2 separate regions of the Homo sapiens genome follow, and region 2 is linked to region 1. Evidence: chromatin contacts called from ENCODE Hi-C or POLR2A ChIA-PET data. All regions are on one chromosome and are shown on one strand. Each heading gives the region's core, a stretch centred on a gene start or an enhancer-like site at or near the end of the contact. The rest is flanking DNA. Distances are from core to core; before and after follow the strand shown.

The links. A loop is a pair of places that touch in the nucleus more often than their neighbours do. ChIA-PET counts read pairs that join two places held with the same protein, here RNA polymerase II (POLR2A). Pooled maps may share reads with other maps.
Region 2: a loop to region 1 is called in a map of IMR-90, with 8 times the contacts of the local background. The contact joins the promoter of RERG here to the promoter of LINC01489 in region 1. A Hi-C loop is called at or near these places in 58 of 168 maps with a recorded cell type or tissue (A673, B cell, CD4-positive, alpha-beta T cell and 36 more), 25 of 37 single-sample maps with no recorded cell type and 46 of 50 pooled maps. POLR2A ChIA-PET finds 5 or more read pairs at or near these places in 2 of 52 experiments (CD4-positive, alpha-beta T cell and naive thymus-derived CD8-positive, alpha-beta T cell).

Annotation. Positions count from the first base shown.
Region 1 is chr12:14,999,421-15,004,480 of GRCh38, forward strand. It overlaps LINC01489 (long intergenic non-protein coding RNA 1489), which reads left to right and starts at 2,413. Exons shown (of 4, transcript NR_120466.1): 1 at 2,413-2,486; 2 at 3,515-3,615.
Region 2 is chr12:15,219,362-15,224,421 of GRCh38, forward strand. RERG (RAS like estrogen regulated growth inhibitor) reads right to left here and starts at 2,056. Exons shown (of 5, transcript NM_032918.3): 1 at 1,834-2,056. LOC124902886 reads left to right here and starts at 1,307. Exons shown (of 1, transcript XM_047429948.1): 1 at 1,307-2,617. The coding sequence starts at 1,884. The coding sequence ends at 2,201.

The DNA.
Region 1 (5,060 bases), core at 1,163-3,662:
ATGTTCTTTATGATGTTGGTTTCATGTAATGGAAATTATTGTACATCTACTTTTTAGAGTAGGAATTTACAAAGGAAGTTGGAGACAGTTTCTGCTCCTTCCAATCAATAAATCAAGGGCTAACTGAGGACCTCCATCTGCTCTGGAATGTAATATGCACTTATTAAGTGCTGTACAAGAAGACCACAAGAATGAAGGGATCAGGAATGACTTTTGGGTAGCCAATCACTAATGTCTGCCCTATTATTTCATAAATTGGCAGCATACTTTGAGCAAATAAATTCTTAGTCTTACAGATTTTTCTCACAAGTGTTTGCCAAGGTAGTTCATTGATTGATATTCATTCGCTTATTTATTCAACAAATATATTAAGCCTTACTCTGAGTCAGGCACTATGCACAATGTTAAGTAATGAAAACATGGCCCATTCCCTTAAAGACCTTCCAGTTGAGCCAGATAAACTGGCACAAAGAAAGCCTGAATCATTCTGAGGTTGGAAGGGAGCCAGAGAAGGCACATTATCTGCCAGGCACTGTCTTAGGTTTTGGGAAACAAAGATGAAAGAAACTCTTAGTCCAGTGGAAAGAGACAGATAAGTGGGATAAGGGATCTGATAGAGGTACCTGTTGTCCTAGTTCTTCTATTACTACTTCAGGACTATGAACCAGGTTGAGGGAATCATTGCTTTTCTTATCCATTTTAAAGGAGAAATCAGCTGTTTTGTACATGTAGCATCTTAAGCAGCTCAAAGTTCAAAGCTCAGGCCTTCAGAAACAATATTATTTGTTATCTCTTCAGGCTTTCCTTAGGCTTTGGTACACACACACACACACACACACACACACACACGCACACATACTCTTTCCTCTACCTCTAGTTCTGTGTATCTGAAGGCACCATCCCTTCTTTCTTCACTTCACCTCTCAGATTTTTTCAATATATTTCCTTATGTCAAAATTATCTTTCATATTTTAAACTCACGAAGGAGTTTCACGACTTCTTCACCTAATGAATACACACCTAGATCTGATATTCAGTTGATACGGCCATATAGGTAGTTCAGATATTGATATTTAAATGACGGGTTAATAACTCCTGTCATGATCCCCCTAGGCATCCCCCATATCCCTTCAACTTAGCCTCTTCTCACAATTAGAAGTTAATGGGCTAATGCCTAACACTGCATCGGACTTCTAGGACCTCACCTATTTATTGCCCATGCCTTATTGATTATTAAACATATTTAATATCTCTTCTGAGCTATTCACTAAGTACAGAGTTTGCAAAACTCAAATGCCTCCAAAGGCAAGTAGGTGATGGAACTGAGTGAAGCCAGCTATGTGAAACCAGAGATTGTGCCACACTTGGGAAAGCATGCGTCACTTTAGAGGTCATTTACATACAGTGGCCAGTATTATTAGATTTTCAGAAAAGGAGTGAAAAATGTTTTAATGTTAGGTATAAGAAGGAACATACTGAGAAGTGTGGTTTTAAAAAATCCCCATCCCCAAATAATTAAAGCTTCTATCCACAGCATGATCATCATTTCAGTATACATAATCTGCAGCTGCTGCATGGCATTTAAATGAAGGATTAGTAAATGCATGCTACAGCCTCAGTTATTTTTCTAACATAGGTCACCACAAGAAATATGTACACAACAGGTTTGATTTATATCCTCAATATTTCAGTAGTTATGGTGCCTTGAAGAAGCAAAACAAATTGGAGTCAAGACATTTGTAATATTTATTTTGCCTAAAGTAAAAAATATGACAGAATTAGAATAACCATCATTTGAAATTATTTCATTCAGGCAACCAACTATACGCTAAGATACAAGTAGGTGATTTTCCCCTGAAGTTTGAAAAGAAGGACCAGTCTCTGAAACATGTCCTCTGGTTTTCTACTTCTCCCAAATATCTTCTCTTGCAAAGTTCATCATTAAAGCTCTTTGAGGATTATTTCAGACCCCTACATGCTATGTCTGGGACACAAGAACAGTCTTAAAGAGAATGTCCTGAAGCTCATCCACCTCAGTGTGCAGGGCTGGAGCTCATGTATATGTACTTTGGCTCTCACCAGAAGTGGTGAATCTTAGGGTTCTGGGTCTTATTGTTTTAAGAGATATGATGTGAGCCAGGCTGCTTAGTATGAACCACCGACAGATGAAATGATGGCTTATGAAAGAAAGTTAATGTAAAATATTAGCCCATGTGAGCTAGCATAATCAGTTGTTTTTATTAAAATGTTATGTGTTTGTTGCATTAGGAAAAGGAAGTGGATTGGATACCCCTTTGTTCCCACATATCTTCAGTCTTTTTACACTTAGCACTACCGGCTATTTTTAGCATGCTTGTTGTCTGCCTATCCTGTTACAACATCACCTCCACAAGGACAGGGAATTTGCCTGTGTTGTTCACTGTTATACCCACTCCACTTCCTAGGAAATGCCTAGAAATAGAAGGAACTCAGTAAATACTTCCTGGGTGAGTAAATACATGAGAAAATTATTTGTGTGCATGGATAGTTGCAAAGATCACTATGGCATAAGCAGAGGCTTCCCCACTCGGGTTACAGCAGTGCGGTTCTTTGTTTGCAAACTGCAGTTACCAGCTGAAGCATCTGCTGTGATTTTTTTTTTTAATCTACTTCAGTTTACTTGAAGGGTTTCCTAAGAAGACAGTGTGCTGGTTTATGAAGCTATTGTCTCTCTACTTCAAACCCACCTTTCCTTACTCAGCTTTATGGCACTGGGGCTGGGATGATAGGAAATAGAGTTTTGGCTGCCTGTGAGGCTTCTCTGAGAGGGAGGCACTGGATGCTTGCTGGAAGGCTAGAAAGGGAGGGAGGGAAGGAGAAGTCCCTGTTCCTGGCAGCGGCATCCGCCAGCAACAACCGCCCTCTCTTGGCAGCAGCAATTGGTCTGGTTCTAGTCTCCACCTTCTTTCTACACTTTTTCTGCAAAGTTACCCATAGCAGCCAGGCAGTGCCCTCTCCTCAGAGATCTGGTCCGAGTCTGACAATGGCTCTGCCGGGCATCTTCTCTGATTAGGGCAGCTTTCAGACAGCTGATTGCTCATTAGGAACACCTGGGACGGAACCGCAATTTCTTCCCTTTATTCTACCTTCTCTATTTAGCTTAGCCAATTCCTTATAACTGATTATAATTAATTTATAATACATTCCATCTGTTATAATATGCTTTCTAGTTTCCTGACCCGGACTCTGATGGATCATGTTCTTTATCCTACAGCTATGTGTGTTTCTGCAAATTCTATATTTCAAAGCTCTTAACAATTCACAAACTTGCAGGACTTCTTTTAATTTAATTTAAAATGATAGTGGGGTTTCTTTTAATTTAAAAATGTTTTTCTGTTGGTGGGTATTTAAACACATAAAACAAATAGAGATTTACACAAAATACAAATGCTCCAGTCTTACTTATCAATTTTTAACACATTTCCATCGGATTAATGTTCTCTTACTTTCAAACTCCCTCTTTTTAAAAATGCAGAACAGAAACCCCAATCGTTCATGAATTCTCAGAGCATCCCTTTCTGTGATAATAGAGTGGAGAAAAACTTCCTGTGGGTCTGCAATCCTATCCCCGCACAGGTAAAATACTTCTTTGTTTTTTCATGTGGAATATTTTGAGCAGTTTTCAGGATGTTCCAATCTCGACAGCCCACTCGCTTGTCCCTGTGGCGTCTGAGGGGATGCTGACACATGGAGTTTGAGAACCACACTTTAAGAAGTTGTTCTTTCCTGTGGGGCAGAATTAGGGCAGCTTTCCGACAGCTGATTGTTCATTAAGAACACCTGGGGTGGGACCAGAAGGAGGACAGAAAGTGCCATCTGAGATTGCAGAAATTCTCTTTAATTTCACAATTATGCCCATAGCAGGCTTTCTGTGGCAGAGTTGTTGACCTAAGGTTCAGAAGACAATCTGACTTGGCTAATGACAGCATTTTCTCATGATCTGCAAAACATGAAGAAATGATGCAGTGGGAAGGTTGAAGCCATCGGTATAGTGAGTTGCTTGACCTGCAGAGAAGTCATAAGTTCATTTATCTTCCTCTCAGCAATGACTTAAACTCCTGTCTATTGAGTGCCTCCGAGGCGCAAGACAGGATGCTAGGCACTTGATTCTTCACACACTTGTGGAGTAGGTATTATAATAAGAGCACTGATCACCAGTCTTGAGCTCATAATTAAATGCCCCACAACTAGAATGTGGTCGAGCTAGTCCTTAGTTAAATCTAGGGGTAAAGTCTGGTTGTTTTGACTTTTTTACCCTCCTTCCACCATAAAGCATAACATATTCTCACATGGAAACCTGCAGGGCAATTCCCCTGCTTTACATTAATGAGGGACAAATACGATTTGTGTCTTTTACTGTGTCTAATCTCCCACGGTTCTCACAGCTTCTTTTAAATTTATATGACTTTTCCATTTTCATAAAAAGATAGGATGCCGTTTCTTATCTTTTTGGATCAATGTTATGGTATCAGTATTGATTCTTAAAGAAGTCCTTTAGAGGTTCAGCTCTGAAGCTATTGATCATTCAAAAGTTCCTCCTTTATTTAATTTTCATGTCACTTCAGTCTTTGAAACTTTAGGTTTCACATTTCCTCTGTATGTAGCTTTCCAGTGGAAGACAGGGCTTTCTTTACTGTATTTCTAAAATTATGTAATTTGGGGGTACTTTATTTGGCAAACATGGATAGAATATTTATATGTTTGTGAACAATGTGCAATTCTTATCACAGTGTTACCTAAAATAGCTAACATAAAGAGTCTAATTTATAAATAAGAGAAATTGAAGCTTAGGGAGTTAACTGTTCAATGTAATTAAGTAGACTAACGGGTAGTAGAGCCGTGCCTCCAATCAAAGTCTATTCAAGGCCCAAAGCCTGTCCCCTAAACACTAACATCTGTCTGCCCCTCACATCCACTGTTTTCTCACCATCACTCAAAACTTGTCTCAGAGTGATGGCTTGCAGAGCACATGCCTGGTGCCCTGGTGTCCCCTGTTTGTTCACTCCAGGGCCGGTGGTACC
Region 2 (5,060 bases), core at 806-3,305, 220 kb after region 1:
TGTATTTGCTGATTTTCAAAGTGCCAGAGCTTCCTCTGAAGGAAGGAAAAATCAACATTAACATTAGCTATTGTTTACTTCATCCTCAATAATGACAAAGTGTCTAAGTAATCATTATTAGCAAAAACCAGAAGCTTAAACATCTGCAATTTGTCCAGTCCCATATTTTTGGCTAAAGATAAAAAGATTTCCTTATTTGTCACTTTAGATGCATTCATTAAGAAAAGGCCCTATGTTTTTAAGGTTCAGGGCTTCATCACAGAAACATAATATGTGGAGATATATTAACTATTTAAATTATAAATGAGAAGAGGTGCTGGCAAGTATTTCTTTGAAACATTGAACACGCAAGTGTCTGCAGCTAGTATAAACAATAATTTTGTTTCATGCAAAACTGTTCATATACATGGATATAAAATGCAAGTAATTATCTGTCTGATTAATGTTTCATGAAAGTAGCCATCAAATGTGATTTTAAAAAAATGACAAGTCACATTTTTTAGTAACTCCCAAATGGCCCCAGAGGCATAGGAATTTCACATAAGAAAGAGAAATTGTGTGGGCTATTTTTTCCATTTATAACCTAATAAAGATACAGCTGGTTATTGTCAACCTAATTTTATGTTTAGAAAAATCACTTAAAGGAAGACACAAAACTGACAGGAGTTCTTCAACATTTTATTTCTCACATGAAAATGTGAAAAGTTACATTTGACAAGATAGAAAACAAAAATAAATATGTAAATTGTTGTAATAAGTAAACTGTTGCCAAGTTTCTGATGTTCCAAATAATTCATAATCTGAGAGCTTCCATACGTGGATCTAAGAAAATCCATTTGTCCTAATGTTCTGCTGAAATATTCTGAGTAGGGCTGAAATTTGCCATTCACTTTTTATGTGGATGGTGCTTATTAGGACAAAAACATCTCAGCTGCTATCACTCTAAAGGTAAAATCATACCTATTTAGTTTGAAGGTGTAGGTTTTTTTTTCCCTAAACATAAATTAAAGGAAAAAGGAAAAACGCTAGCTAAAATCCTGTATTATTAGTGATGCATTCATTGATTTATTCCACACTTTCACGCTATGCACATACAAATAAAAGTAGTTCCCTTCGAAGAGCTTACACTCTGTTAGACCTATGATATTTAGATAACTGTAACCTTATTTACTTACTTATTTAAAGAAAGTTTTCATTCCTAATAAATCATTCTCAAGGCTATATTTATCAAGGTTCATGCTTTCTACTTCCTCTTGGGGGTGGGGCAAGCAAGCGTCTTTATAAGGTAATCATGCTTGGAACTTCTGTTTGCATGCGCTCATCAAAATCAAGTGTAGCTATTTAGGGAAGCAAAGACCCTAGTCTAGGCCTGGAAATGAGATTCTCTTCTTTTTTGGCCTCCCCTTCTCTGGTTCTGAAATCAAGTTTTCCTGGTCTCATTACTAGGAATTCTTCCTCTTCTTATCACTACGCAGTACCCACAGCAAACCAGGATAATTGTATAAGCCCCTTGGCTATTTAATGTTGCTCTGAACTCAACAGGTATCTTGCAAGAATAAACAAATCCATTGTGGACTGCAAGTCACTTGCTTTCAGGCTAGGGAGAAAATGCAGCCTTAAGTCAAAAGGGCATTTTCCCTCTCAGCTAGGAGAGCCCTGTCAAGATAGGCTGCTGGTGTTCACATCTCCCTCGCAGCGAACCCCAAAGCCGCCCTGGGAGGAGAACCCGGTGACCAAGAGGACCGACTCAGAGGCCGAGCGCGCTCAGGGCTCGGAATGGGTCTGCAGGAAGTCGTCCCGAAAGAGCTGCCTGGACACGTGCGTGACACTCACCTGTTCACACTCTCCAGGCCAGGAGAGCTACGGTCCTCTGCAAGTTCGGAATGGGTCCCCCAAGATCGCGAAGCCCTCCCACACTGCGCAGCCCAGGCTTCAGGTTGCGTTTGCGAGTTGCTGGGCTGCGGTCGTGGGTGGGACTCGCCGCAGAAGCAAGTGCCAGTGGCCCGGCGGGGGTCTCCTCACTCGCGCTCGCTCCGACTAGCGGCGGAGGGACTGCGGCAGGACGCGAGCTGAGCCCGGCCAAGGCCGCTGCGCTCAGCGGCCAGGATGCTGCAGTGCGGCGCTTCGGCGCCCCCTACTGGGGGCAGGGGCAGGCTCCTCCCGCCGCGCTGCCTCCCAGGCTTGCGAGCTTGGGTCTTTAACGTGCTGCACCCAAGACGGGCTTCCCTTTTTCACTGGTTATTTCCAAGCCTCCAGGCTCCCACCGAAGGGCGGCTTTCCTCGGTCAAAACCTTGCCTAAGAAAGCATCACTACGTGGTGTTTTCTATTCCTTATTTCAAATGATCCTCGCAATATCTCTTTGAAGTATCTTTAATTATCTCCATGATACCCAAGAGGAAACTGAAGGAGAAGGTAACGCAAGGCTAGTAAATGGCTGGAATGAAATCCAGACTGGATTGGGAACTGAGAGATGCTAGGAAAAACAAACAAGGAATTCAATTGAAATTCTATTCATATATTTGAGAAAGTTCCAAAAGCTTCTCGTCCTCCTTACAGGATCAGCATTTATAGGATTTGCATTGGAGTCATACTCCATTATGCTCAGACCCTAACAAAGACAATTAATATGCGAGCTGTGCTGGACCTGCTTTCATATCCCTCATCTGATTTGATTTTTACACCCTCTCTTCATGTAAGAACTAGTATTATAATTACTAGCCTTTCACAGATGAGGAGGTGAGCTTCAGAGAGGCTAAATGATCTCCCAAAAACTGAAACATCTGAGCAAAGAAGCAGGAGGCACTTATGTTATTGTTTTTCCCTTATAAATCTGGGTATTCTTACCAAGATACCAAACGGCTTCCAGAAAACCAGTGTTATATAGAACAGACAGGGGCCTAGGGCAAACTGAACGATCTGTAGAATGTCATCAATGGGAAGGGAGGTAACCATGGAGGCAATTTCCAGAGTCCAGACTGACCTGGAAGGTCACTGCAGCCACGAGTGAATGGCTGAATGGAACAGCTAGATCTATGGCAAAAAGAGGAGTTGCCTAGCTGAGCAGGAGCTGCCCTGCTGGTTCTTTGAGAAAGCTCAAACATTGTATGGTTTATGAGTTTCCTGATCACTAATGTACCCCTCCCTCCACACCACATACATCTGGATTAGATGCCTCCCTCTGTATCTCACAGGACCCTGTGATCTTATCATTGTGTTTGTGTTGTACTCATTTCTGCCCCTTAGTCCTCTCCATTAATCTGTGAGCTCCCAGAAGCCAGGAATGTACCATGTGTGACTTCTGTATTCCCAGCATCATCCATACAGTGTGTATACCTACAGCCTGGCATATAGTAGGTAGTTAAAGAATACCTACTGAATTGAATGAATTAAGATAAAGAAGAAGTTGTGATAGGATATGTTTGAGCTTTTTTACATACTGGATTTAGGATAGACCATCCAGTAAGAAATTGAATGTATGGGGCTGCGACATTTAAGAAAGAGGCCTGGAAAAGAGAGAGACTTTGGTGTCTTAGCATGCAGAAGATCTTTGAAGTCTGGGATGGGATAATAATTACCCAGATTCATTATATAGAATCTTACAGAATTCCAATTACATGGAATCGTGTGGCATTAAGGTGTTCAGGTTTCACATGTTACCTTGTTTCCCCCATTAAATCTTATACTCAGGGCAAGATTTAATAAAAAAAAAAAAATCTGTGACCCTATATCTGTAAATATACTATTTACAGAGACTTGAGTTGGAATTCCCACTTTGCCACTCTTATTTAATAAGAGTTATTGACCAGCCTGGGCAACATGGGTAGAGACAGCGTCTCTACTAAAAATACAAAAAATTAGCCAGGCGTGGTGGCACGCATCTGTAATCCCAACACTTTGGGAGGCTGAGATGGGCGGATCACCTGAGGTCAGAAGTTCGAGACCAGCCTGGCCAACGTGGTGAAACCCCATCTCTACTAAAAATATAAAAATTAGCCAGGCGTTGTGGAAGGAGCCTGTAATCCCAGCTACTCCAGAGGCTGAGGCAAGAGAATCACTTGAACCCCAGAGGCGGTGGTTGTAACAAGCCAAGATCGTGCCATTGCACTCCAGCCTAGGTGACAAAAAGAGACTCTGTCTCAAGAAAAAAATAATAATAGTAAGTTTTCGAAGAGGGCCCAAGCCAGGTCCCATTTGTAGTAGTTCTTTTGGAACTTGCCTATGGAACCTGATTCTCTCCATTTTCCTGCTTAGCCCATATAACAACAGCATTCCTCCCTCAACTAGGGAGGCATTTGCATACACATCTGCAGTTCTTGATGTGCTGCTCTAAGATAGATGAAGTAGCTATCTTGGAGCCTGACTCCCACTGTGTTACATCTTCCGTATGTATCCTATATTCTGCGGGCTGCTTCCTTTGTCTCTAAAGCAGCAAAAAGAGGCACGCTCTCTTGTGCTGCCTGCCTCATGGATCAGTAAGAAGGGCAGAGGACACTTTGTACTTACGGTTCCATGACATATGTTTGCTGGGCAAGAATTCTCCTGGGGAAAGGGGAAGTCCTTGTCACATTCAAGTCTCTTAGCCTGGCCTTAGGCTTCAGCTAAAACCTCTAACACAAAACAAGTAGACGAAGTGTTGATATAACCACAAAGCATGTTAGAAACTGGAATTGTGTGTGTGTATGTCTGTGTAGCTGTTAATCATGTTTGTTATAAATAATTCAAACAGTAGAAAAATACAAAGATGTAGAAAATCATCCCCAGAATCACACTATCCAGAAATAATAACCATTGTTAACATAAGGGGACCATCATCATTCCAGATATTGTAGAAAACAGACATCCTGATGGACAGGTATGTGAAATGGCACAGATATGCTAAGTGTCATCATCCTGTAGATGCTATTTTTAATTTAAAAGTACACTTAATGAAGCAGAAGATAACAAAATTAAAGTGAACATTAAAGGCTGACCAAACTTTAGATATTTACTCACTTCATGAGATAGTCACTTACTTCATGAGATATTCACCCTAAAGATTCCTTTACAGTTTGAATTATTA